4 separate regions of the Homo sapiens genome follow, and all the other regions are linked to region 1. The links are chromatin loops, found by intact Hi-C in ENCODE. Cell type or tissue: endothelial cell of umbilical vein. All regions are shown on one strand. Each heading gives the region's core, and the rest is flanking DNA. Links, peaks and the distances in the headings are about the cores only. Region 1 holds the start of LOC124904177 (a long non-coding RNA gene). Region 2 holds the start of LOC124904727 (U6 spliceosomal RNA). Region 3 holds the start of CDKN2C (cyclin dependent kinase inhibitor 2C). Region 4 overlaps FAF1 (Fas associated factor 1).

Region 1 (8,068 bases), core at 1,883-5,882:
GGTCTTGAACTCCTGGTCTCAAACGATCCACCTACCCTGGCCTCCCAAAGTTCTGGGATTACAGGCATGAACCACCACACCCAGCCAGCAAATGTTTCATTTTTTAAAAAAGGATTCTCCCCTTCCCCCGAAATAAATAAAAATTAGAAATGATTCTGTGGCCAAATAAGTTAGAGAAAAAACATATCTTTAAACTTCTTCTTAGATTAATATATAAAGACTCCAAGAAAGCCTATAGTATATAAACTGTGTTTAGGCCAGTCTTTCCCAAATGTATTTAATCACATAAATCATTTAATGCATAAACAGTATTTTGCAGATTACAGTTTGGGAAATTCTCCCCTAAGTTTTTGGTATAGTTGCTGCCCTTGCCCTTCCTACAATATCCTCCTGCTCCACTTGATAGTAATAGCTTTACTGTATTTTTTTTTTTTTTTTTTGAGATGGAGTTTCACTCTTGTTGCCCAGGCTGGAGTGCAATGGCACGATCTCAGCTCACTGCAACCTCCACCTTTCAGATTCAAGAGATTCTCCTGCCTCAGCCTCCCGAGTAACTGGGATTACAGGCATGCGCCACCACGCCCGGCTAATTTTGTATTTTTAGTAGAGGTGGGGTTTCTCCATGTTGATCAGGCCAGTCTCTAACTCCTGACCTCAGGTGATCTGCCTGCCTTAGCCTCCCAAAGTGCTGGGATTACAGGCGTGAGCCACCATGCCTGGCCTATGGTATATTTTAAACCATAAAATATTTTAAAACTTTAGAAATATTCAGGTTGTAAGTGCTAAATCAAACTATATAAATATTGACCGTTTCAATTTATAAAGTGTTTAACACATTTTCCTCGTTGATACTCATAACTGCTCTGTAAAATGGGAAAGGAATCTATTATTATACCCATTTTACATAAGGGGAAGAGGGAACCGACCTAAAGCTACTCAGTTAATGAACAGTACAGCCAGGACCAGAAAAAGGTCTCTCAAGCAGGCTTCCTTCTACTTTTCTGGCTCCCTTACTACTTGAATAACAAGGACTCTTAGCAAGCTGGAACTTTATCTGATGCCTACTCAAATCGTGCATAGAATTAGCATCACAACCATGGCTCAGAATATGGGCTGTGGGCCCAGACTGCTGAGTTCAAATTCTGACTCCAACTCACCAGCTGTGTGACCTGGGCAAGTTATTTGATCTTTCTACTAATCTATTAGGCCTTATTACCCCCATCTGTAAAATGGAGACACCAGCAGCGCCTACTCAGAGGGTTGATGTGAGTCTCAAATCAGGCAATAGGCAATGGGTGTGGGCAGCCTTGAATATAGCAAGTGCTCGATAACGATGTTGGCTATTATGTGAGTTCAGAGTTGAATATAACGTGAAAAGGTTGGCCGAGTGAGGGGGACCGTGAAAACAATTATAATCATTGTGACAAGACTGGAGCAGACAGGCTGGGATCACTGGCAGCCGGGTGATGCCGCTGCCTGGGCACATGGACATGGGGCTCTCTGTCCAGGAGGGTGTCCCTCTCTGCCTTTTATCTGCAGCCTGCCTGTCTCTCCACTCTCAGCCCCAATGGACCCTCTCTAAGGGGCAGGGGCTGGGCCAGACTCCCAGGTGAATTGTGAAACCCTCCCCAGGCCCCTGAGGCATGAAGGTCTTTCTCCTCATCCACCTCCCCCTGGCTGTGGCTCTCAGTGAATCCCCACAATCCTATACCCGGAGGGCAGCGCCAGTCCAGACCTCCTACCCACCAGAGCAGGCACTGGCAGCGAGATAGGGTTGGAGGAGAAGTAGCGCCGGGACTTCCGGATGGCAAACTTCTCTGTGGGTAGAGATTTCCCAGCAATCTTGAGCTTCAGGCCTGGCACAGCTCTGCGAAAGAGATGGGGAGGGTGGGAGAGGATGAAAAAGAGCAGGAGAGGGCAGAGGGTCCCCAGCCTACCCAGCTATGCTTGGCGCCTCTCTGGGCCTCAGTTTCCCCATCTGCACAATGACAGTGTTAGACTCTAAAGAGCCTTCTAGGTCTGAAATAGCCTGCGGCTATAATTTTAGAGACCCTGCCCCAAGACCTGGCCACTTCCTATGGCTGGGCAAGGGGTTCCTCCCCGCCAGCTGGCAGAGATGAGAGTGTGCCAAACACCCCTGGGCCGGCCCTGCCTCCTAGTTATCGCCTCCACTCCCAGGCTCCATTTCTGGGGAGGATCCAAGAGAAGTTTAACCCCAATTTCACAGGAGAGACCAACACTCGGAGAAAGGGTGGGACCTACCCAAGACCAAACAGCTCAAACCCTTAATTAACTCTTGCCTCGCGAGTTCTGGCCTTCTCAGCTGTTTCCAAGGGCAGAGCAAAATGCGGTATGCCACCAGGCACGCCCCCACATCTGGGGCCTCACCCACCAGCTCCATCCCACCCTCCTCCTATTTCTGCCACAGTCACCGGGTGTGGCTGTGACCTCAGGCCTGAGCCATTTAGGCTCAGGGAACAGCTGGATGTGGGTGTGAGGTCCCCCCAAACTCTTCCTTTGCTTATTCACTGTAGAACCTCTCTTGGCCTTAATTTCCTCATCTCTAAAATGGAGGTAATGACACCTGCCCTCCTAGGCTTTCTGGAAGAGTCATCTGAGAGGGGGACATGGAGTCTGCTGTAGTAGCAGACACTCTGTAAGTGATAAATGCCCTATTATTGTGACAACAGTAGCCTAGGAGGCTCATATTATACCCATTTCTGGGTCTGCAAATTGGGCTCAACCTCACCAAGACTGGAGGAAGGCTCTAAGCTCCATCCTCCACCTGCCAAGGCTGAGCTCTGCTCTAAAGACACTTCATAGGAAGCAAACACGGTGGTACAGGTAAGAATGAAAACAGCCACCACTTAGTGGGCAGCTTCTAGGCTCCTAGTTCTATGCGCCAGGCTCTTAACATTTATTATCTAGTTGATTTGCAAAACAGTGCTGCGAGGTGGAGGTTGTTGTTCCCATTTTACAGATGCTGAAGTTGTCCAAGGTGACACAGCTAAGAACAAGCAGAGGCTGGGTTTACTCTTGTTTGTTCGATTCCGACTGTCAGCTCTCTACTGTGCTTCTCTGAGTGTCTCAGGTTAACTCAGCAGAGTGAAAGACCTTCCCTCCCTGGACCTTGGAGCCACATCTGTCCTACTGTCCACATGAAAGAGACTCGGAGGAAGACGATATTAGCAAAACCATTTCTGTGAAAGAAAGCCTCTGAAGAAAGTCAAAGGGCTCCAACCACCAGCAGCAGCAGCATGGGGTGGTGATGGGAGGGGAGGACACGCAGGGGGGGCAGTCCGCGGGTGGGGGCAGGGAGCCACCCTACTCCTCCCTCCCCAGTGCCCACAGCTCAGGGTGGCCTGGCTGGTCTGTCCATAGCGGCCTACACGGTGGGAGTGGCCTACACAGTGGGAGCACGATGTGGGACCCACCGAAATAATTCCACTTCGTCGTCCCCGAACGGCTTGTGGTCCTCCTTCCCAAACATGCTGAGGTAGGCGGCCTTCATGTAAATGTAGGTGGCCTGTGCGAGACAGAGCAACAGCCAGGTGTGAGCAGCCCTCCTCCAGCCCCAGCCGGGCTGGAATCTGCAGACGGACCTCACGTGGCCCAGCACAGGAGCTCCCGTTGTCTCCAAGCCCCAGGGGAGAAATGAAGGTAAGAAGCTGAAGCAACTTGAAGACCTGAATCCAGGACAACCCATGTCAAAGCAGCCACCTTCTTCTCCACTTGAAGCAGTGGCAAGAAGAACCCATGCAACTAGTAATAGGCAGGACAGACTGGGGCTGCGGCAGAGACACAAGGACAGGGGCGCACTCGGGGCTTCCGGGAAGCAACAGCTTCACAGTGGGCCCCTGAAGGGCAATGGGGAAATTCCCTGAGGCCCCAGACAGGCCTTCCAGCCAGGAGGAAGAGGCTGAGCAAAGCCAGGAGGTGGCAGGATGTGTGTGGACTACCAATAGGAGGATGAAGCACGGGCTGTAAAAAGAAGAGGCTTGAGCCAGAAACGTGAGCAGGGCCTGGGTCGGGTCAGCTCGGGCCACCCTGGTAGAACTAACTGCCTTGCTGTGTGTGCCAGGCACACCACATCCAGCACCTCGCTTGATCCCAAAGCCAATGCCAGAAAGGAGTCCGTACCCCACCTCTGCTTCCTGGGACCCCAGAGCTACTGGGGCAGAGCCGGGAGTCAACCCCAGCACCTTGCCCACTAAATGCACAGCCAGCCCTGACAGGGAAACCGTGGCCCTGCGGGAGACCCCCTACCCCACCCAGTCCTCCCTGCACACCACGCCCCTTCCTCAGAAGTCCTGAGACAGGAGCCTGGCTCTGTGCTGCCCTCAAGTGGCCAAGCCCCGAACCACAGCTCCTGCCTCCTGGCTAAGAAAGGGTGGAAAGGAAAAGGCGCCGGACATCCGGGAGTCCTGCCTAAAGCAGGCGGAAAGCGGCCTCCACCTGGCAGCCCCACCCATGCCGGGGCCTCAGCCCGCCCTTCACAACATGAGGGAAAGCTGGTCTTCGTGGGCCACGGCGGGAAGAGTCTCCCTCCCTGAAATCTGTTCCCGGTCCCATCTTTTTTTTTTTTTGATGTGGTCTCGCTCTGTCGCCCAGGCTAAGGCTGGAGTGCTATGGCGCGATCTCGGCTCACTGCAACCTCCGCCTCCCAGGTTCAAGCGATTCTTGTTGCCTCAGCCTCCTGAATAGCTGGGACTGCAGGCATGCACCACCACGCCAGGCTAATTTTTGTATATTTTAGTAGAGACGGGGTTTCACCATGTTGGCCAGGCTGGTTTCAAACTCCTGACCTCAAGCTATCCGCCCGCCTCAGCCTCCCAAAGTGCTAGGATTACAGGCATGAGCCACTGCGTCTGGCCCCGGTCCCATCTTTAACCTCCCGGGTCACCCTTGTCCTCTCCCTTTCCCCTGCCCCTGACGTGGAGACACCAAGTCCCGGTGACTTTACCTCCCGTCTCACTCTAGGATCCTGCTGGCCTTGCCCTACGGCTCTCATTATCGGACTGCCACCATCTCCACACCGTCTCCCTGTTCCAGGCTACCCGGGATGTCTTTCTGCTGTCCTGGTACACATTGTCTCCTATCTCCCTGCTCCCACTCCTGTCCCCTGCAAGCCATTTCGCACACTGACCTTTTTAAGTCAGATCATGTCAGTTCCTTCTGGAAATCTGGTTATATTCCATCACACTCAGGAGACATCTCCTACAATTTCCTTGACACCTGCAGCACTCCAGCCACACGACGGCCTCAGGGCGGTTCCCAGGACACATCAAACACACTCCTGCCCTGCTGTGCCCTGCCCAGCTCCCTCTGCCCTAACGGCCTGCCATGTGACTGCCACGTGCTGCTCCTGCGCTCCATTCTGGTGTCCTCTGAGACAGGCTTCCCCCGACCTCCCCTTACAAAGCCCCTCCCATCACTCCCTGCATCCAGCCTCGCTTGTTCTTCACTGCACTTACTGGAACCAGACATCGTGTTATATTGCCCATCTGTGTTTCTTGTCTCCCCACTAGGACGTGAGCCTTGAGGGGGTCTTTTCCTGCTCATGCTTGTATTTCCTGCCTTAGAACAGGACCCAGCCAGCGGGGTGGCCCAGCAACTGCTGGTGGGCTTTCTAAAGCACCTATCTAAGCCACAAGCCTGCCAAGGCTCCCCCACTGCTGGATAAAGCCCAAACAGCCACTCATGTCCTCCAGGACCTGCCCTAACCTTTCTTTTTCTGGCTCATCTTCTGCCATTTCCTCCCCTACACTCCTTAAACTCTCCCCAGGCCTCTGCCTGTGCTGCTCCTCGGCCCGGGATGCCATTATCCCTTCACCAGGCTCATCTCCAAGAGTCTTCCCTCCTGCCCACAGACAGCTCACCCTCACTGCACCACCAGGGTTAGGATGGGGGCTGTGACTTAGAGTTGTGGACGCCCCAGCTCTCCAGGGATGTACAGGGGCTATGCTGGGACAAAAGAGCAGCTGTCACCCCTGATGCAAGCCCCCTGCCCTTCTGCCACACAAACTCTTCACCCTGTGGCACACAGCCCCTCTGCAGCGCCCTGGCTTCTGAGCCTTTGGTCCTGCCGCCCTCTTGGCTTGGGGTGTCCTCTCACTTCCTCCACTCTGCCTCCCTAAGTCCTTCCTCTCCAAGACCCACCTCAGAGGTCTCTCCTCAGAAGCCTTCCTGTCCTCTTTGGTTGCCTGGGCATGCCTTTAGCTCCTTGGGTTTCCCAAGCCCTGAGCACGCCACTGTCACCACCTTGTTTCTGGCCATCTCAGCCTCTAGGCTGCCAGCACTGGGGGAAACACAAAGGCCTCCACAGGGCTGACTGCAGGAGATAGGTCAGGGTGGTGAGAAAAATTACAGAAAGAAGCAAACCTTGGAAGGCTCGGAGGTTTTGCAAAAGCTTCGGGAAAGGATTTGGCTGAAGGCAGCTGAATTCTCTCAGAGTAGATAACAAGAAGTAAGGGAATTGATCTAGATAAGTTGGTTTACTTAGGCCTCGGAACCTGGCCTTTAATCATCATGCGGAGGACTGCTCTTTCTGGGGGGGCGACAATGTTAATTACCCACAAATGGAGTTTGCTTTAGGCCTTTGTCATTACATCTGTACTAAATAAATGCAAGCGTGGCAGGCTTATGGGGGCCGCTGCTGACTCTGGCAGGGGTCCCCCATCTGCTGACAGGCAAGCCTGTGTCTGCATACTCCGTTCATCCGTCGCTCAGCCAGGGTCTGCGGGTCAGACCCAGCAGCTGACCTCGGAGGATCCTGGCAGAGGGGGGCGCTGCCTGCACAGAGCAGGTGGTGCCTATGGCAATGGCCAGAGGCCCAGGCCCCAGGACTAGAAGTTGGTGGAGTCTGTGGTGGCCAAGTTCTGGAGATTAGAAATGGGTGGGGCCCCAGAACTCAGAGGGTTACAACCCCCATTTTTCACAGAAGTCCTCATGAGGAGAGTGTTGCAGAGAGAGAGGGACTGGCCACCCCAAAGCCACACAGCGGTCTGGGGACTGAGCCAGATTTCCTGACAGCTGGGAGGCCTGGCCCACCTTCTGTTCCTCTATATAGCAGCTGTGTGCCCCCACCAGGTCTCTCCTTCCCCATATGGTTAGCCCCAGCCACCCACCTCACTCTACAGGAAGGCTTCGAGAGTCACTTTCAGTTCAAAAAGGTTCCCTAAGGCCCAGAATCCCAGCACTTTAGGAGGCAGAGGTGGGAAGATTGCTTGGGCCCAGGAGTTCAAGACTAGCCTGACCAACATAGCAAGACCCTGTCTCTAAAAAAAGAAAAAAGGTTCCCTGAGGCTTTGTCCTTTTTGGGAGTAGGAGGTGATGAGGAGGGGGTGTGGGGGCCATGGGAGCTGGGCCTGAGGAAGCACCTTCAACAGCAGGGTGGGCTCAGGGCAAGCCCCGACTCCTCAGGAGGACTCTAGGAGCAAGAGAGAAGCAGAGGCCTCTGAGTCACACAGGACTGTCCTCAAATCCGGTGTCTGTCACCAACAGCCATGTGGGTGGGAAAGTCACAGTCCTCGCTTAGCATCAGTGGCCCTCATGTGCCCAATGGAGATAATAACTTCTCCTCACTGGGTGTGGTGTGGAGGACATGACAGGTGCCAGACATGTTGAGAGCTCAGTAGAAGCCTGCTCCCTTCCCCAGCCCCACCTGCCCCAGACCCAGAGAATTCCCCTTCAGCTTGGTCCCCAGGCAGGGCTACGGAAGAGACCTCCATGCAGAGGAGGGGGAGGGACCAGATGCAGATGACAGGTCTCCTAACAGGTGCCAATGTGGGTCAGTTCTAACGGCTGCCTGGAGCTTTGCAGGGAAGGTATCTAAGGTCACAGCTAGGCTCATGGCAGAGGATTGATTAGCAATGTCTGCTATGGGCAGGGGATGAAGCCATGAAGACACATGTCCTGTGTATTTACAAATAACAGATTAGACGTTTGCTGAGCTAGGTGGTTGTAAGACTCTTGGTTCCAATTTCTGCACTATCATTACTATGATGGTACAAGCTAACACTTATTTCAATACTTACCATGATAAATTTCATCTTTGGTAGGCGGGCAT
Region 2 (4,000 bases), core at 1-4,000, 550 kb before region 1:
GACTGAATCATGTGTGACAGATTTCCCCCTCTGGTGCTGTTCTTGTGATACAGTTCTCGTGAGATCTGGGTGTTTAAAAGTGTGTGCCACCTCCCCTCTCTCTCTTCCTCCTGCGCTGGCAATGTGACGATGTCTGCTCCTGCTTTGCCTTCCACCACGAGTAAAGGCTCCCTGAAGCCTCCCCAGAAGTAGATGTTGCCATGCTTCCTGTATAGCCTGCAGAACTGCGAACCAATTAAACCTTTTTTCTTTATAAATTACCCAGTCTCAGGTATTTTTTTATAGCACTGCCAGAACAGACTAATACAAATGTGTTGTATCAGATAGAGAAAGCTTTGTGAGAGAAATGAGACTTAAATTAAACTTGAAGTATAGTTGGTCTGCAAAGGACAGACAAACCAAAATAAGGAAGGATACTCTATACAGTAAAGAAAAATGCCAGGCGTGGTGGCTCATGCCTGTAATCCCAGCACTTTGGGAGGCCAAGGCAGGCAGATCAACTGAGGTCAGGAGTTCGAGACCAGCCTGCCCAACATGGTGAAACCCTGTCTCTACTAAAAATACAAAAAATTAGCCAGGCGTGGTGGCACATGCCTGTAATCCCAGCTACTCAGGAGGCTGAGGCAGGAGAATCACTTGAACCTGGGAGGCGGAGGCTGCAGTGAGCCAAGATTGCACCACTGCACCTAGATGACAAGAGTGAAACTCTGTCTCAAAAAAAAAAAAAAAGAAAAGAAAAAAAGAAAAATGACTGAAAGGTAAAAAAGCAAAAATAGACATGATGCTAATGAGAAACAGTGAGAAATCACAATTTTCCCTGTGCCCCACAATTATTTTTCAGGAATCAAATCTACTTATAAATTAATCAGCTGATTTCTGGCACTACACTATTTTAAAGATCAGTGAATCAGAATGTACTTATCTTTCATATATCTGCTTATGTTAGGTTGCTGCTAGTCTACAGTTTCAGATTAAAATATAATTCAATTCCATTTACAGTTAAGTACATGAATACCAAAAAGACTGATTATATTACATATTAAAAGAAGAAAAATAATTCCATGCTGATGAAGAAAAAGAAGAGTGGGGGGAGAACTTAAGATACACAAGTTCTATGGGAACACAACTACCTAAGTAAGCAATGCTACAATGCAATTATTCATGGTCTCAATGATACTTTTTAACTTTCCTTAAAAAGATCCCTATCTGAGCACTTTGGATAGTGATTAACTATCATAAAAATAATTCTGGTTCAACACTATAGTTGTGGAAGCAAAAACTTTAATCAATCTTGGCCTTCAAAAATGTCACTGCTGACAAAGAATCATTCTGTTTATGGAAAGAGTAGAAAAATAAGTCACAGTTTTTATACCAAACACATATAAACATTGCCTTTTTGCTTGTGGCTGAGGTTGATATTTCTAGAGCTGTACCTGTCTGGAACTGAGCTTATGCATTTGCAAGTCTGTCCAGTGCTCAGAAACCAATCTCCAAGACCTGACACCACCTTCTTACACTCTTGAAAACACTCTGAGCCCTCATGACTTAAAAGAAGTTTCTTAAAGGAAAAACAAGAAGGGACTTTAACTTAAAGTCCCAGTTACTCTTGCAGAAAGCCTGGGTAACACATGAGACAAATAGCCTTTTGTTCCACAGAAAGAGAGGAATAGAAAAAAAGCTGGAATCATGACAGCAACCTGAGTTCCTCATATTTTAAAAATTACTCTCTATTGCAAGGTGGCTCATGCCTATAATCCCAGCACTTTGGGAAGCCAAGGTAGAAGGACAGCTTGAGCTCAGAAGTTTGAGACCAACATGAGCAACACAGCAAGACACCACCACTGCAAAAAATTTTTAATAATTAGCTAGGCATGGTGGTACATGCATGTAGTCCCAGCTATTCAGGAGACTGAGGCAGGAGTACTGCTTGAGACCAGGAGATGGAGGCTGCAGTGAGCCATGATCGTTGCCACTGCACTCTATCCTGGATGACAGAGTGAGAACCTGTCTCAGAGAAAAAAAAAAAAACACGATTCTCAGCCTCAATCTCTTCTTCTGCAAAGTGGAAATGACAACCGTAGAACAAACACTTCGTTGGGTTGCTGTATTAAGTGACATAATTCACGAAAAATGTTTTGCAGAGTGCCTAATACATACTAAGGAACTCAAAAAATGTTATTTTGAGTTGTATTATTATTATTACAATTAATGAGATAACATACACATAAGTGCCTAGCATAGTACCTGGGCAGTATAGGTTCTCAAAACACAGGAGTTACTGTTTTTAGGAAATCCAAAATAATTCAGGGGAACAAAGTACTGGAATGTAGCAAGTTTCAGAGCCAGAATTCATATTTGTGTCTACCTAACTCCAAAGATCTTACCACAAGATGGCACTGCCACTGCAGTATCCCACCCCAGGCCACGTTCCTTGAAAAATTGTGAAGACATGCAGATGTCATCAAGAACAAATCACTGAATCCAATAGCATACTTTTGTATTTAAAAAATTAACTTAAGTGCTTGCTTTGGCAGCATATATACTAAATTTGGAACAATACAGAGAAGATTAGCATGATAAATAAGAATTTAAAACATTAACTTAATTGGATTATGATTTATATGTAATAAAACTCACTCATGAGTTTAGCCAAATATATACAGTGTTATAACCACCATACAATCAAGATAAGAACATTTCCCATAGCACAAAAACTTTCCTCATACATTCTTAGATCAAAAGCCTGCCCCTACTCACACTGATCCTCCTTCTCACCCTAAAGATTACTTTTGTCTGGGTTCCTTTGTTTGGAGTAATGTTTTCGAGATTTATCCTTTTTCTTTTCTTTTTTTTTTTTTTTTCATTTGAAACAGTATCTCTCTGTTGCCCAGGCTGGAGTGCAGTGGCGCAATCTCGGCCCACTGTAACCTCCACCTCCTGGGTTCAAGTGATTTTCCTGCCTCTGCCTCCCGAGTAGCTGGACTACAGGCACATCCCACCACACTCAGCTAATTTTTGTATTTTTAGTAGAGACGGGGGTTAACCATGCAGGCCAGGCTGGTCTCAAACTCCTGACCACAAGTGATCTGCCTGCCTTGGCCTCTCAAAATGCTGGGATTATAGGCATGAGCCACCGCACCTGGCCAGATTTATCCATGTTTATATGCGTACAAACAAATAGCTCCAAGTTTAGCTCTTTTTTTTTTTAACATGAAATGGGTGTTGAATATTGTCAAATGCTTTTTCTTATTTACTATACTAATATGGGGATGTACAGTGATGGATTATAAGCTGTTAAACAAGCTGTACATCCCCATATTAGTATAGTAAATGAGAAAAAGCATTTGACAATATTCAACACCCATTTCATGTTAAAAAAAAAAAAGAGCTAAACTTAGAGCAAAGTAGGAATATAAGGCAGCTTTGTAAACTTGATAGAGGGCATTGCTGAAGAACCTACAATAGTTGATAATGAAATACTAAATACTAAGTATTTCCCTCCTACGATCAAGAGCAGTGCTAGGGCCATTCAGCACTATTCAGCATTTCTATTTGTTTGATTGTTTGTTTGTTTTGAGATGGAGTCTCACTTTGTGGCCCATGCTGGAGTGCAGCAGCATGATCTCGGCTTACTGTAACCTCTGCCTCCTCCGCCTCCCAGGTTCAAGCAATTCTCCTGCCTCAGCCTCCCATGTAGCTGGGACTACAGGCACGTGCCACCACGCCTGACAAATTTTTGTATTTTTAGTAGAAACAGGGTTTCACCACGTTGGCCAGACTGGTCTTGAACTCCTGACCTCATGATCCACCCACCTCAGCCTCCCAAAGTGCTGGGATTACAGGCGTGAGCCACTGCACCCAGCCTACTATGTTTTTGTAAACAAGCCACATGGCCTACTTGGCTATGATGTATACTATAAACGTATTTATACATTTTATTATATTTTACTGAATTCAGTTTGCAACTATTTTGTAAAGGATTTCTCCCTCCATAGTTATA
Region 3 (8,068 bases), core at 2,061-6,060, 330 kb before region 1:
CACTGAGATGTGTATCACCGCAGAGGTGATATGTCCTTGTTACATCATATCAAGGCCATGTGTTATCAACTTGAGTTATTACTGGTAGTGATAACCTTGATTCTTTGGTTAAGATAACCAATTTCTTAAATAATACTTCTTGCTCATAATGTAATTCATGAGAAAACTAATGCTACTGCACATATGTATTTCATCTAGTGATTTAGTGTTGTTTAGGATACTAGTGGCGGACCCTGGACTAATGGAAAAAGTATAAGGTTTGGAGCCCCAAGAACTGAATTCAAATCCTATGTCTAGTATTCACTGACTTTAAATCACAATTTCTGCCAGCCTCAATTCCCTCACCTGAAATACGGGGATTATTATCACAGTCACTTCACAGAATTGTTGTAAAGATTAATATATGCATTGGCTGTGTGTGGTGGCTCACACCTGTAATCCCAGCACTTTGGGAGGCCAAGGTGGGCGGATCATGAGGTCAGGAGTTCGAGACCAGCCTGACCAACATGGTGAAACCCTGTCTCTACTAAAGATACAAAAATTAGCCGGGCGTGGTGGTGCGCACCTGTAATCCCAGGTACTCGGGGGCTGAGGCAGAAGAATTGCTTGAACCTAGGAGGCAGAGATTGGAGTGAGCTGAGATCGCGCCACTGCACTCTGCCTGGGCGACAAAGCGAGATTCAGTCTCAAAAATATAGATAGATAGATAGATAGATAGATAGATAGATAGATAGATATGCATCATATTTTATAACCATGAAACACTATACAAATATTAATTGTTGCTATTATTTTTCAGCTTTTGGGTTGCTTACTGGGCTTTTTTTCCTTCTTACTTTAACGAAGAACTTTCAGGCCGGGTGCGGTGGCTCACACCTGTAATCCTAGCACTGTGGGAGGCTGAGTCGGGCAGATCATGAGGTCAGGAGATGGAGACCATCCTGGCCAACGTGGTGAAACCCCATCTCTACTAAAAATACAAAAATTAGCTGGGTGTGGTAGTGGGCGCCTGTAATCCCAGCTACTCAGGAGGCTGAGGCAGGAGAATGGCTTGAATTTGGAGGTGGAGGTTGCAGTGAGCCGGGATCGCGCCACTGCACTCCAGCCTGATGACAGAGAGAGACTCTGTCTCAAAAAAAAAAGAACTTTCAGCCTGGCCAATATAGTAAGACCCCATCTCCACAAAATTAGAAAAATTATCCAGGCATGGTGGAGCATGCCTGTGGTCCCAGCGACTCCAGAGGCTGAGGTAGGAGGGTCACTTGGACCTGGGAAGTCAAGGCTTCAGTGAGCCATGATCATGACCAAGCCACTGCACTCTAGCCTGGGCAACAGAGTGAGAACCTGTCTCAAAAATAAAATAAAATAAAAATAATAAAAAATTTTCATAAATAAGTACCTATATGAAAAAAACCACTGAATCTCAGAAATAAAATGCTGAAGCTACAATTATAAAGTCACATAAAAGGCTGCCTGGGGGTGCCCAGTCTGTTTTCCACCTCTGTTGATCTATAAATACAACAAAAAGGAAAACTTTGAGACCAGTTAAATAAATGGTAAATACCACATACACATTTCCAAAAGTTAATCATTCAGAAACTGTACCTACTTGAGTCAATGAGGGAAAAGCACAGAATAATTTGACTGAATCACATTTCTATTCTATGTCAATGAGGGAAAAGCACAGAATAATTTGACTGAATCACATTTCTATTCTATGTCTCTTTTTTTTTTTTTTTTTGAGACTGCTGGGCCGCCACTGCCTCCCAGGTTCAAGCAATCCTCCTGCCTCAGCCTCCTGAGCAGCTGGGATTACAGGCGCCAGCCACCACGCCCAGCTAATTTTTTTTTGTATTTTTAGTGGAGTTGGGGTTTAACCATGTTGGCCAGGCTGGTCTCGAACTCCTGACCTCAGGTGATCTGCCCACCTCAGCCTCCCAAAATGCTGGGATTATAGGCGTGAGCCACTGCGCCCGGCCACTTCTATGTCTCCTTAAATGATTATGAACTGCTGGAGCAAAAGGTTTCCATGACTGTTAATATTTAATATCTAACTATAAAGGCTATATTTCAGTATTTGATGTACTTATCATTTTGATGTTAAAAAGGAAAGCACCACTCTCAATATAGTAGAAACTTAACTATGAATTTTTCTTGTAAGCCATGTTAGAATATAAGCTTATTGAGGGTAGAGATACCCTTGAATCTGCTGTAGTGAACTAGCCCTCAATAAATACTAGATTTTCATTGGAGTTACTGTGTAATACTTATGTATGCCTTCTGAACTAAGACCCTAAGCTCTGCACTGCCAATTCTGGTTTACCCAACAGGCAGATGAAGCATATGCTTCAGGGCACCAGCAAAACCAGAATGTTAAAAAAAAAAAAAAAACCTTTGCCAAATAATTTAATATCTCAGCAAAACCACTGAAGTAGCCATCATGGGAAAAAAATCAGAACTTTGTTGGACTTTTTTACTGTTATTTTGGGGTTCTGTTATTTTTCTTTTTATTTCTATATAAGGAAGAGGTGGTAGAACATCAAAATCTTTTCAGTGCTTAGGGCCTCCAAAAATCTTAATACAACTCTGTGTACATCTTAAATTATCATAAGTTTTCCTTAGTTGTTCAGCAATAAGCATTTTATTTCATGAAAATTATAGTACGTTTACCCGTACTTTATGTAATCATACAATTTAAGATTCTTCCTCTTTACAATTTATCTCTAAGCAAGAAACCATAATAAATGCTAGAAGGCAATCCTCATAAATTGGACTAATACCAGTTCTCTTTTATCAGCCAACAGTGCTAATATGTCCTCACACCCTCTGGCTGTATGAAAAGATTACACAGTTCCCAGAATAATCAAAAGTAAATTATTATTTATTTCTTACTGGTATAAATGGAATCTTAAATGTTTCTATTTGAAACGTCTACATATATGTAAGAAAAAGAGAGTTAATTTCTTGTTTTGTAGTTCTCATTTGATTCACAATTCAAGTTTAGTTACCTAAGAAAAGAACTCTAGTTTTTTTCTCAACAATTACATTAAAGAAAACACTGCCAGATTCTTCCCAGTTTCAACTTTCCCTCTACCTACCAATCTCTTGCTGGATGATTACCCAGATATTTCTGGTGTGTTTTGTTGCTAATACTCCCAGTGTACTTCAAGAAGGGTACAGATACTGCTTGAGGATCCGCTTGCCAAAGGCCGGTTCTAATTAGACTTGTCATTTTTTGCTTGGTTTCATTTTGACCACTGGGTGCATCATGCAACCGTGTTGGATATTTTTAAGAGTATAAAAATACAGAAAGCAATAGTTAATTAATCTCACATAGCTAAAAGAGGAAGTTAAAAGTACTGGAAATTGGTGTCGGATGATTAAATAAAGGATTAGGAGAGAGACCATTCTAGACACCCTCCCCAACCCCACATCCCCAAAATCCAAGCCACTTCTAAGTAGTGAGAGAACTTCGGCAACCAAGAAATGGCTTTGTTAGAAAACACTTCACACGACTTATTTTAAATTTTGCTTTAAATTTAATTGCTTTTCTCCTTTTTCTCTAATAATAGGACTATTTCGCAGTTTCCAGTCCTTGATTAATTAAGGCTTCAGAGTTCGTTCTTACATATGCCATGTCTTAAGTTTTCATAAAATTCAGTCTACACAAGACTTGCTTTTTGTGAGCACTGTGCTTAGTGGCAGTCCGGATTTTTCCCTCCACCCCCGCGGCCACCCCTGCCCACCGCGCCGTCGGGCATGGATCTGGCAGGTGCGAGGCCGAGGCCAGGGCTCAGCGAAGGACGCCGAGTTTACAGAGCGCGCGCGCCTAGAGGAGGCAGCAGCAGCCGCAGCCTGGCCGCCCGAACTTTGCGAGCCTGGCGGGGGAGCACAGAGGCGGGCCGACCTGCCCCGCTAGCGCTGAGGAACGACTCCCTTTATGCCAGCTCGCTGTCCGCCTTCCCGCAGCGTACGCTGCGGAGCCTCAAAGACCCTGCGGCCCTCCACAACCGTCTTAAATAACAAACCCCTGTCCTCGCCCCCGTAGGAATTGGGGCAGCTGGGGGTTCGCGTCACAGACTCAAGCCCGCCAGCAGAAGGGCAGGCCGGACTTCGCGGGGCCGAACCCCGCTCCAGCTGGGGACAGGCCGCCTAGCCGGCAGGAGGGAGCCGGCGCGAGAGACTTGACGGGAGGAGGTGGAGAGCGGGAGGCGGGAATGAGGGCGCGGGACCGGGCGGGCGGAGCGTGCGAGACTGCGAGCGCGAGCGCCAGCAGGGCGGAGGGCGGGGCGTGGGCGGCGCCCGGCCTTCCCGCTCCCGCGGCGCTGCAACTCTGCCGAGCCTCCTTAAAACTCTGCCGTTAAAATGGGGGCGGGTTTTTCAACTCAAAAAGCGCTCAATTTTTTTCTTTTCAAAAAAAGCTGATGAGGTCGGAAAAAAGGGAGAAGAAACCGGCACCCTCTCTGAGAGGCAACAGAAGCAGCAATTGTTTCAGCGAAAAAAGCAGCAAGGGAGGGAGTGAAGGAAAAAAGCAAAAAAGGGGGCGACACGCAAGTGCCTGTAGGGGTGAAAGGAGCAGGGACCGGCGATCTAGGGGGGGATCAGCTACAAAAGAAACTGTCACTGGGAGCGGTGCGGCCAAGGAGGAAGCAGTGCTGCCAGGCTCTGCTCCAGGGCACAGCTGGCTGGCGGCTGCCCTGTCCGCAGCAAAGGGGCACAGGCCGGGGACCGCGAGAGGTGGCAAAGTGGCACCGGGCGCCGAGGCTGCTGAGCGCTCGCCGAGACGGCGACCGGACTGGCTGCCCCGGAACTGCGGCGACTCTCCCTACTCAGAACTTGGCCTACGTTTCCCAGGACTCTCCCCATCTCCAGAGGCCCCCACAAAACCGGGAAAGGAAGGAAAGGACAGCGGCGGCAGCAGCTCAATGAGTGCCTACAGCAGAAAGCCTGAACGAGCTCGGTCGTAGGCGGGAAGTTCCCGGGGGGGCTGCCCAGTGCAGCCGCAATGCTGCCGCGAGCTGCCCCAGCAGTCCGGGCTCCGTAGACGCTTTCCGCATCACTCTCCTTCCTCGGGCTGCCGGGAGTCCCGGGACCTGGCGGGGCCGGCATGACGGGCTTCTCGGGGGCCCGCCGCACGCCCGGCAGCCTCCGGAGACGCGCGCCGAGCCCGGCTCCCACGGCCTCTGAGGCTCGGCGGGGCTGCGGCTGCCTGGCGGGCGGGCTCCGGAGCTTTCCTGAGCGGCATTAGCCCACGGCTTGGCCCGGACGCGACCAAAGGCTCTTCTGGAGAAGCCCAGAGCACTGGGCAATCGTTACGACCTGTAACTTGAGGGCCACCGAACTGCTACTCCCGTTCGCCTTTGGCGATCATCTTTTAACCCTCCGGAGCACGTCAGCATCCAGCCACCGCGGCGCTCTCCCAGCAGCGGAGGACCCAGGACTATCCCTTCGGCGAGACGGATGGAAACCGAGCCCCCTGGAGGACCTGCCCCTGCAGTTCTGCCTCACACGGCTCAAGTCACCACCGTGAACAAGGGTGGGTGAATGCCTTTTCTTCCCCCTGAATGTCTTTCCTTCCGCGGTATTTTCTGCCCCGATCTATAGTCCCTTGAGTCTCCACACACACTCCTCACAGAGATCTGTAGCGTAGGTACGTGACAGCTCTGCCTACATCTGACGTCCGGAGTCATTAACCAGGAATGTATGTGTGTCTGTGTGTCTCTCTGTGGAGTCGTCAGAATTCTTCATAGGGGTTAAGCTAAAAAAGCGAGGCGAGGAGCCCCTCTCCAATGGCTCAGTTTTGCTGAATAATCACGTGTGAATCGAGGGGCGGGCTTTTGGCAGGCAGATCTTACTAGTATTTACTACCAAGCTCTACTCCAGATTAACCATCCCAGTCCTTCTGTCAGTCTCCGATGCCATCATGCAGCCTGGTTAGGAGCAAAGGAAAGGGGAAAAAGAAAAACGACTAATTCATCTTTTCCTGATCGTCAGGACCCTAAAGAATGGCCGAGCCTTGGGGGAACGAGTTGGCGTCCGCAGCTGCCAGGGGGGACCTAGAGCAACTTACTAGTTTGTTGCAAAATAATGTAAACGTCAATGCACAAAATGGATTTGGAAGGACTGCGCTGCAGGTTGGTATTAAGAGAGGTGGGGAAAACAAGTCAATAATGTTGCCTACGTGACCCGGGTTTCTAGATTTACAGCTTTTAAGCTTTCAGGGACATAAAATTTCACTGTTTTTAAACCTAGTTGGTTGCCATATTTTATATCTTTAAGTGGATGCAACTTCTCAAAATGACGTACTTTGAACAAACTCCTCAAATCCAATAACATCCTTGATATCAAGTGGGGTCCAGATTTGGTCTTAGTTTTTGGAATGTTTTTGTGACGGTGGGGATTTTAAAGTAGTCAGTGTAGGGCCGAGGTTTGTTTGTTTTGTTTTGTTTTTAAAGACAGCTCTGTAAACACATTATTATGATTATTATTTGAAGTAAATACACTGCTATTAGTGGTTTTACGTACTTTGCCCCCAATAATAGACTTTAACGTTAATTTTCTTGACTACTGATGAGGGTGTTTTTCCTTCAAATGCTTCAAGTTTTGACAAACGACCTTTCCTCGTTTGGAATGGGTGGCCTGGGCACCGGGACAGGATGTACATTTTACAGTTAATGTAATACCATCCACTCATTCAGGAGTCGGGAGGAATAAAAAGTTGAATTTTCTAATCAGAGCTCAGCTGCAGTGTCTTTGTCTCTACGGTCATGCCGTGGTGTGCTCTAATTTTCAGTAATTAGATTTACAGGCAACAATTGACACATGTCCAGCTGCCAAGTATTGTACCTGATAATTTTTTTCCTCTTCTGAATGTTATCATGTAACTTAGGTGAAAGGCTTAGAAACAGAAAAATGACAAAATAGTTTAAAATAGTTGCTTTATCAGAGTTCTGATGATATTCTTATGAGCTATTCTTATTTGGAAATGCAACACTTGAAGCTGTTTTTGAAAACCCAGTGGGGAGAGGGTTTTTAGAGGGCTTTGTTTCGGTTACAAGAATTAAAAATTTAAGTGCCAAGAGATATACTATTAACAAACAAAGTCCATACAGTCTGTACATTTTCAGTCAGAATACACTGGCCTTGCAAAAATTTCAGTATTAAGGAAGTTTATGCACAGATACTAAATTATTTATCTTGTTATTGCTGCTACATTAAGTAATGATTTTTTTTCCTTTTTCTACCTAGTAGTTTTGAACAGGTTTAGTGATGATAGCAAAGTAACAAATTTAATATATTGAAAAGTTTCCTTTTGAAAACTCAAAAGATTATATAAACTTCACAAAGAATGAACTACTTAACCCATGTTCATGATAAGATTTTACAGGATTTTTGACGAACAGGAAGACTGGGAAATTAATAATATTCTTTTAAAAAGTTTTGACAAACATTTTTAATACAACTTTGCAATCTTGTTTATATTAAACATACTTATCAAGATACTAACACCCACTTATTGTGGCTTAGTCCTTGTACATATAACGAAACACACACACAGAAACTGGAGTTTCAAGGCTTATTTTCAATATGTATAATCCTGACTCTGAAGTTGTGTCATAAGTCAAGAAATAACTTTCTTCAAAACCGTTTCCAATATTGCTATTATTTTCTGTGAAAAAAGGTGAATTTTCTTCTACAATTATGTTTATTTAACTCAATTTCAAAAGCCTTTTCCACCTTCCTAGTGTACATTTTTCTATCAGGTTAATATCAAAGGCCTTAATCGTATGTTTGCTTTACGAAGATCCAAGGTATCTGTCTCTTATTTTTCTCATTCCAGGTCCTTAAATATGACTAAATCTTTAGGGACAGTTGTGGTCGTATCAATTTTTAATAACCAAAAAGTATGTTTCATTGAAGTTCTTGAAATATAAATTATGTATCACTGTTTACCACTGCTCCAAAGGAAGAGCTAAAAATCAACAGTTTTATCAACAGGGGAGCTTAATATCTTGTCCATCTATGTAGTTTGCATTTACAAAATATTACTCATTTTAAATATATTTTG
Region 4 (4,000 bases), core at 1-4,000, 520 kb before region 1:
CTGCATTCTAGCCTAGGTGACAGAGTGAGACTCTGTTTTTACTTTAAGTATGACATTTAAAAATGTGACATCAGATCCAGCCATCCCACTTCTGAGTCTGCAGCCAAAGTAATTAAAATGTGTTGAAGAGATGTCTGCACTTCCCTGTTCGTTGCAGGATTATTCACGATAGCCAAGAGATGGGAACAATCTATGTGCCCGTCAATAGATGAACAGATACAAAAATGTGGTATATACACAATGGCATACTATTCAGCCTTAAAAAAGAACAAAATTCTGTCATTTGCAACAACATGAATGAGTCTAGAGAACATTCTGCTAAGTGAAATAAGACAGGCACAGAAAGACAAATATCACACACATGCTCTCACTTACATATGGAATCTAAACATCTGAATCCACATATGAAGTAGAGGGTATAATGGTAGTTACCAGAGGCAAAGGCATACAGTGAGCTCCGTGGATAAAGAGAAAATATCAATCAGAGGGTCTCTTTGATCAGTTAGACAGAAGGAAAATATTCTGGTGATCTAATGCACAGTAAGGTGAATACAGTTAAGAAATAATGTATCACTCAAAATTGCTAAAAGGGTGGATTTTAAGTCTTACCACAAAGAAATGGTAAGTATATGAGATGACGGATACGTATTTACTCATTCTAAAATGTACACATGTATTGAAACATCATATTGTACCTCATAAACATACACACTTATTAAACATCAATTTAAAAATCTGAAGCTGAATTAAAGAATATTTCTAACGCATAAATAAACTATGCACATTGAGACCACAGTTTGAGATGCTACTTTATTCAGCTTTTAAAATGACCCAATAATAAATTATTTGGGGAGTACACAATTGATGGCACGGAGGCAACAGACATCAGTTTGCAGGTAGACTAAACAATACTACTAACACACAACATTTGCTGTCTTTCTTCCCCCAAAATACAAGCTATAATCAATTTCATTGTCATTTCATGCTGATAGCATCTTTCAAGACACACAAAATTGTCACTCTTTCCTTCTTTTCACATGTACTAATAACAGAAGAACATTTAACTAGTATTTATTACTCATAAAGCATGGCTGAGGCATGTGGGGGAGGGATAAGGCATTTGCCAAACACTATACAGCTAATAAGAGTCACAGAGTCGAGATCAGAATCTGAATTTATAGATTCAGGACAAAACCTGGTTTGAAACAACCTGAACTACTTTTTCAGACTGAAAATGCACCTGCTAAATGTTTTAAATCTTTCCATATTCAACCTGAGTTCTTAAAAACTAAAATAGTATCCAATATAGTAAAAGTAGCTTTAAGAAAGATCAAAAAGAGAAAAAATAAGATAAATGGTTCAAATAATAACAGACCTATTTTTCTGCTATATCTCAAAAACAAAATTAAAGCTATGCCTACTAGGCTCCAGTAAATTAGGTTTGTTAACAGCACTGATTTAACAAACTTTATTAAACAAATAGCTGCATGTTAGGTTAAATCCATTGCTAGATCTTAGAGATCTAACAATATACAATAATCCCTACCCTCAAAGAGATCACAATACTTCACATCAGACACCATTTTATAGGAGGACAAATGCTTTAAAATAATTCTTTAAATTTATTCAAGATAAGAAAACAGAATTCAGAAGGTTTTGGGTATTGAAATGAAACTGCAATAAGGACCCTAAAAACATTAACAACCCAGTGAAATTACCACTAGGTGTCACTGTGATACAAAGTTCTTAGCTGCCTTTGGGCTCGCTTTCAAACCTTGTTGCATCTTCCTGGTAATAACGTGGAAAAGGTGCATAATCTGATTGAGCATCTCTTTGCATTGTATTATTTATATGTATACAGCTACAGAAAAAATATTATTTATATAATTTCAGTAACACTGAAATGAGTTATATCTATAATAATTCTATTGCTGGTCACATAAACTTTAATGAGTGTACATTTTTAAAATTTCCTGTGATGGATGAATTAATATATACACATATATTCATATACTCATTTATTGAGCCATTTGTTTCCTCAACAAGCACTACTCTGTGCCAAACACTGTGCTAGAATAAAGAATCTAGAGAGGAATAAGACCTGCTCTCTAAGTGTGAGGAGTTAACATTCATAAGGAAAATCTGAAACACAAAGGGTAAGATGTGTTAAAATCCATGTTTAAAGCATATACAAAATTTTATGGGATCATAGCGGATGATTCAACTTAACTGTATGTCCAGAAAGGTTAGGAAAGGCTTCATAGAAGAGGAAATATTTACATGGGATCTTGGAAGCTGTGTAGGAGTTTTCTGGAAAGCTAAAGCAAGAAAAGGTTTATCAAACAGAATAGAGGAAATACAGAGCCACTGAAAGGCACATGAGGAGATGCGTGTTTTAGAAAAATCACCACAGGGCAACTATATAGAAAAGATGGACTAAAGGAAGAAAGAAACGAACATATGGAAATCAGGGGAATTATCTTAATTAATCAAAGAAATCCTTGAACTGTAACAAAGGGGGACGAAAAAAAAAGGAGAGATTCAGTCATAATGTGATAGAATTCACAAAACTTTATTGACTAAGTGCAGTGAAGTCAGAAAAAAATTCTATCAAGTCTAAGTATTATCCTTAAGTATGCCTTCCCTAGTTACACATACAAACATGCCAACAGGGAAAACAGAGAAAGTATATAACATGATTCTCTGCCTGCCATAATACTCATAAGGCAATAACTATAATCCAGAACAAATAAAACTGGAACAGCTAGAAGAAGCAGGAGCAGGTAGATATCATATAATAACAATATCTGATTTAAAATTCATTTTGAGTCAAACTGTGTTTATAGTATGTCCATAACTATGAAGAATATGACTGGAAATATTTTAAAGCTTTATCACAGAAGTATATGAAAGAACTTCCAGGGATCACTTTTCGTAAACTTTTGGCTTTATCATCCACTGTAAAAGCTAACTTATGCTCAAGTATGATAGAGTAGGAACAGCCAAGCTGTCATTCGGTTTGAAAACAAATACAATTAAGACAGCTACAGACACATTATAAATACAACTGGACTCAAAATGAATTTTAAACCAATATGTATCTACTCCTGCTTCTAGCTCTTCCAGTTTTATTTGTTCTGGATTATAGTTTTACCTTATTATGAATCATATGGCAGGCAGAGAATCATGTTATATGGTTTCTCTCTAATATATTTAAAGTGTAACATTAACATACATAATCCAGAGAAGCCAGCCATTTCTGATCACCACACTCGAAATAAGCAGAGGATTTTTTTTAGTTGAAAAAATACTTAATAGTCCATCAAAAAAAAGAACAAGGTTTTTCTGAAGTGATACACTATTCACTCACATGAAACAGACACATGCAACAAGATGGCAGTTAAAATTTATTTAATATATAATTGCATTCCAGTTTTCTTAAAACAAAAAAAAAAATCTGAGGTAATTTTAAGATTTAAAAGAAAAAGTGTGATGTGGCACTGAATTTGCCCCCTTGGATAATAGAAATATTTGTCATTAAACTAAGAAAGTAAAGGCTAAATCATATCCCTTTCAGTGGTTCCCAACTAATAAACCCGAGATGCCTTAGCAATACTACTAAAAATCCATACAAACAAGAAGCATCATCAATTCTGACCAACTGATATTGTAAAGATAAATAACATTACTTTTAAAACGTCAACAGAGGAAGTTTGGTGATTTAAAAAAAAATATACAGAATCAGCCAGGGTAAGTAGCTCATACCTCTAATCCTAGCACTTTGGGAGACTGAGGTGGGGGGATTGCTTGAGCCCAAGAGTTCAAGACCAGTCTGGGCACATAGTGAGACCCCATCTACAAAAATGATAATAATAAAAAATAAAATAAATAATATAGGCTGTCAAGTTGGCTCACACCTGTAATCCCAGTCCTTTAGGAGGCCAAGGCAGGAGAATCACATGAGGCCAGGAGTTCAAGAACAGCCTGGGCAACAAAATGA

The links. A loop is a pair of places that touch in the nucleus more often than their neighbours do. Peaks named below come from ENCODE experiments on the same cell type or tissue, not always from the same donor. Only the 100,000 strongest peaks of a DNase experiment are listed, where the experiment ranks them.
Region 2: a loop joins it to region 1, with 24 times the contacts of the local background. A loop is called at or near these places in 2 of 110 quality-filtered maps.
Region 3: a loop joins it to region 1, with 2.7 times the contacts of the local background. A loop is called at or near these places in 4 of 110 quality-filtered maps.
Region 4: it touches region 1 in a loop (4-fold over the local background); 10 of 110 quality-filtered maps call a loop at or near these places.

What each region holds. Positions count from the first base shown.
Region 1 is chr1:51,292,645-51,300,712 of GRCh38, forward strand. TTC39A (tetratricopeptide repeat domain 39A) reads right to left here. Exons shown (of 18, transcript NM_001297663.2): 13 at 3,435-3,526; 14 at 1,747-1,867. LOC124904177 (a long non-coding RNA gene) reads left to right here and starts at 1,862. Exons shown (of 2, transcript XR_007066082.1): 1 at 1,862-2,844. RefSeq lists an enhancer at 5,137-5,779. In endothelial cell of umbilical vein, for the core only: a CTCF peak has its summit at 4,360 (motif pointing left); a DNase peak (open chromatin) is centred at 4,347; H3K4me3 peaks cover 275 bases; H3K27ac peaks cover 383 bases.
Region 2 is chr1:50,747,778-50,751,777 of GRCh38, forward strand. All of the region lies in intron 4 of FAF1 (Fas associated factor 1), which reads right to left. It overlaps LOC124904727 (U6 spliceosomal RNA), which reads left to right and starts at 2,519; the gene lies at 2,519-2,621. In endothelial cell of umbilical vein, for the core only: a CTCF peak has its summit at 2,389 (motif pointing right); a DNase peak (open chromatin) is centred at 2,414.
Region 3 is chr1:50,964,364-50,972,431 of GRCh38, forward strand. CDKN2C (cyclin dependent kinase inhibitor 2C) reads left to right here and starts at 5,882. Exons shown (of 2, transcript NM_078626.3): 1 at 5,882-6,134. The coding sequence starts at 6,006. RefSeq lists silencers at 4,141-4,400, 4,951-5,220 and an enhancer at 4,651-4,720. In endothelial cell of umbilical vein, for the core only: a CTCF peak has its summit at 3,834; DNase peaks (open chromatin) are centred at 3,898, 4,228, 4,878 and 5,748; H3K4me3 peaks cover 2,475 bases; H3K27ac peaks cover 2,646 bases.
Region 4 is chr1:50,773,235-50,777,234 of GRCh38, forward strand. The region is part of intron 4 of FAF1 (Fas associated factor 1); the gene reads right to left. Among named protein-coding and RNA genes, the nearest start is that of FAF1, 190 kb to the right of the region's middle. In endothelial cell of umbilical vein, for the core only: a CTCF peak has its summit at 1,712 (motif pointing right); a DNase peak (open chromatin) is centred at 1,737.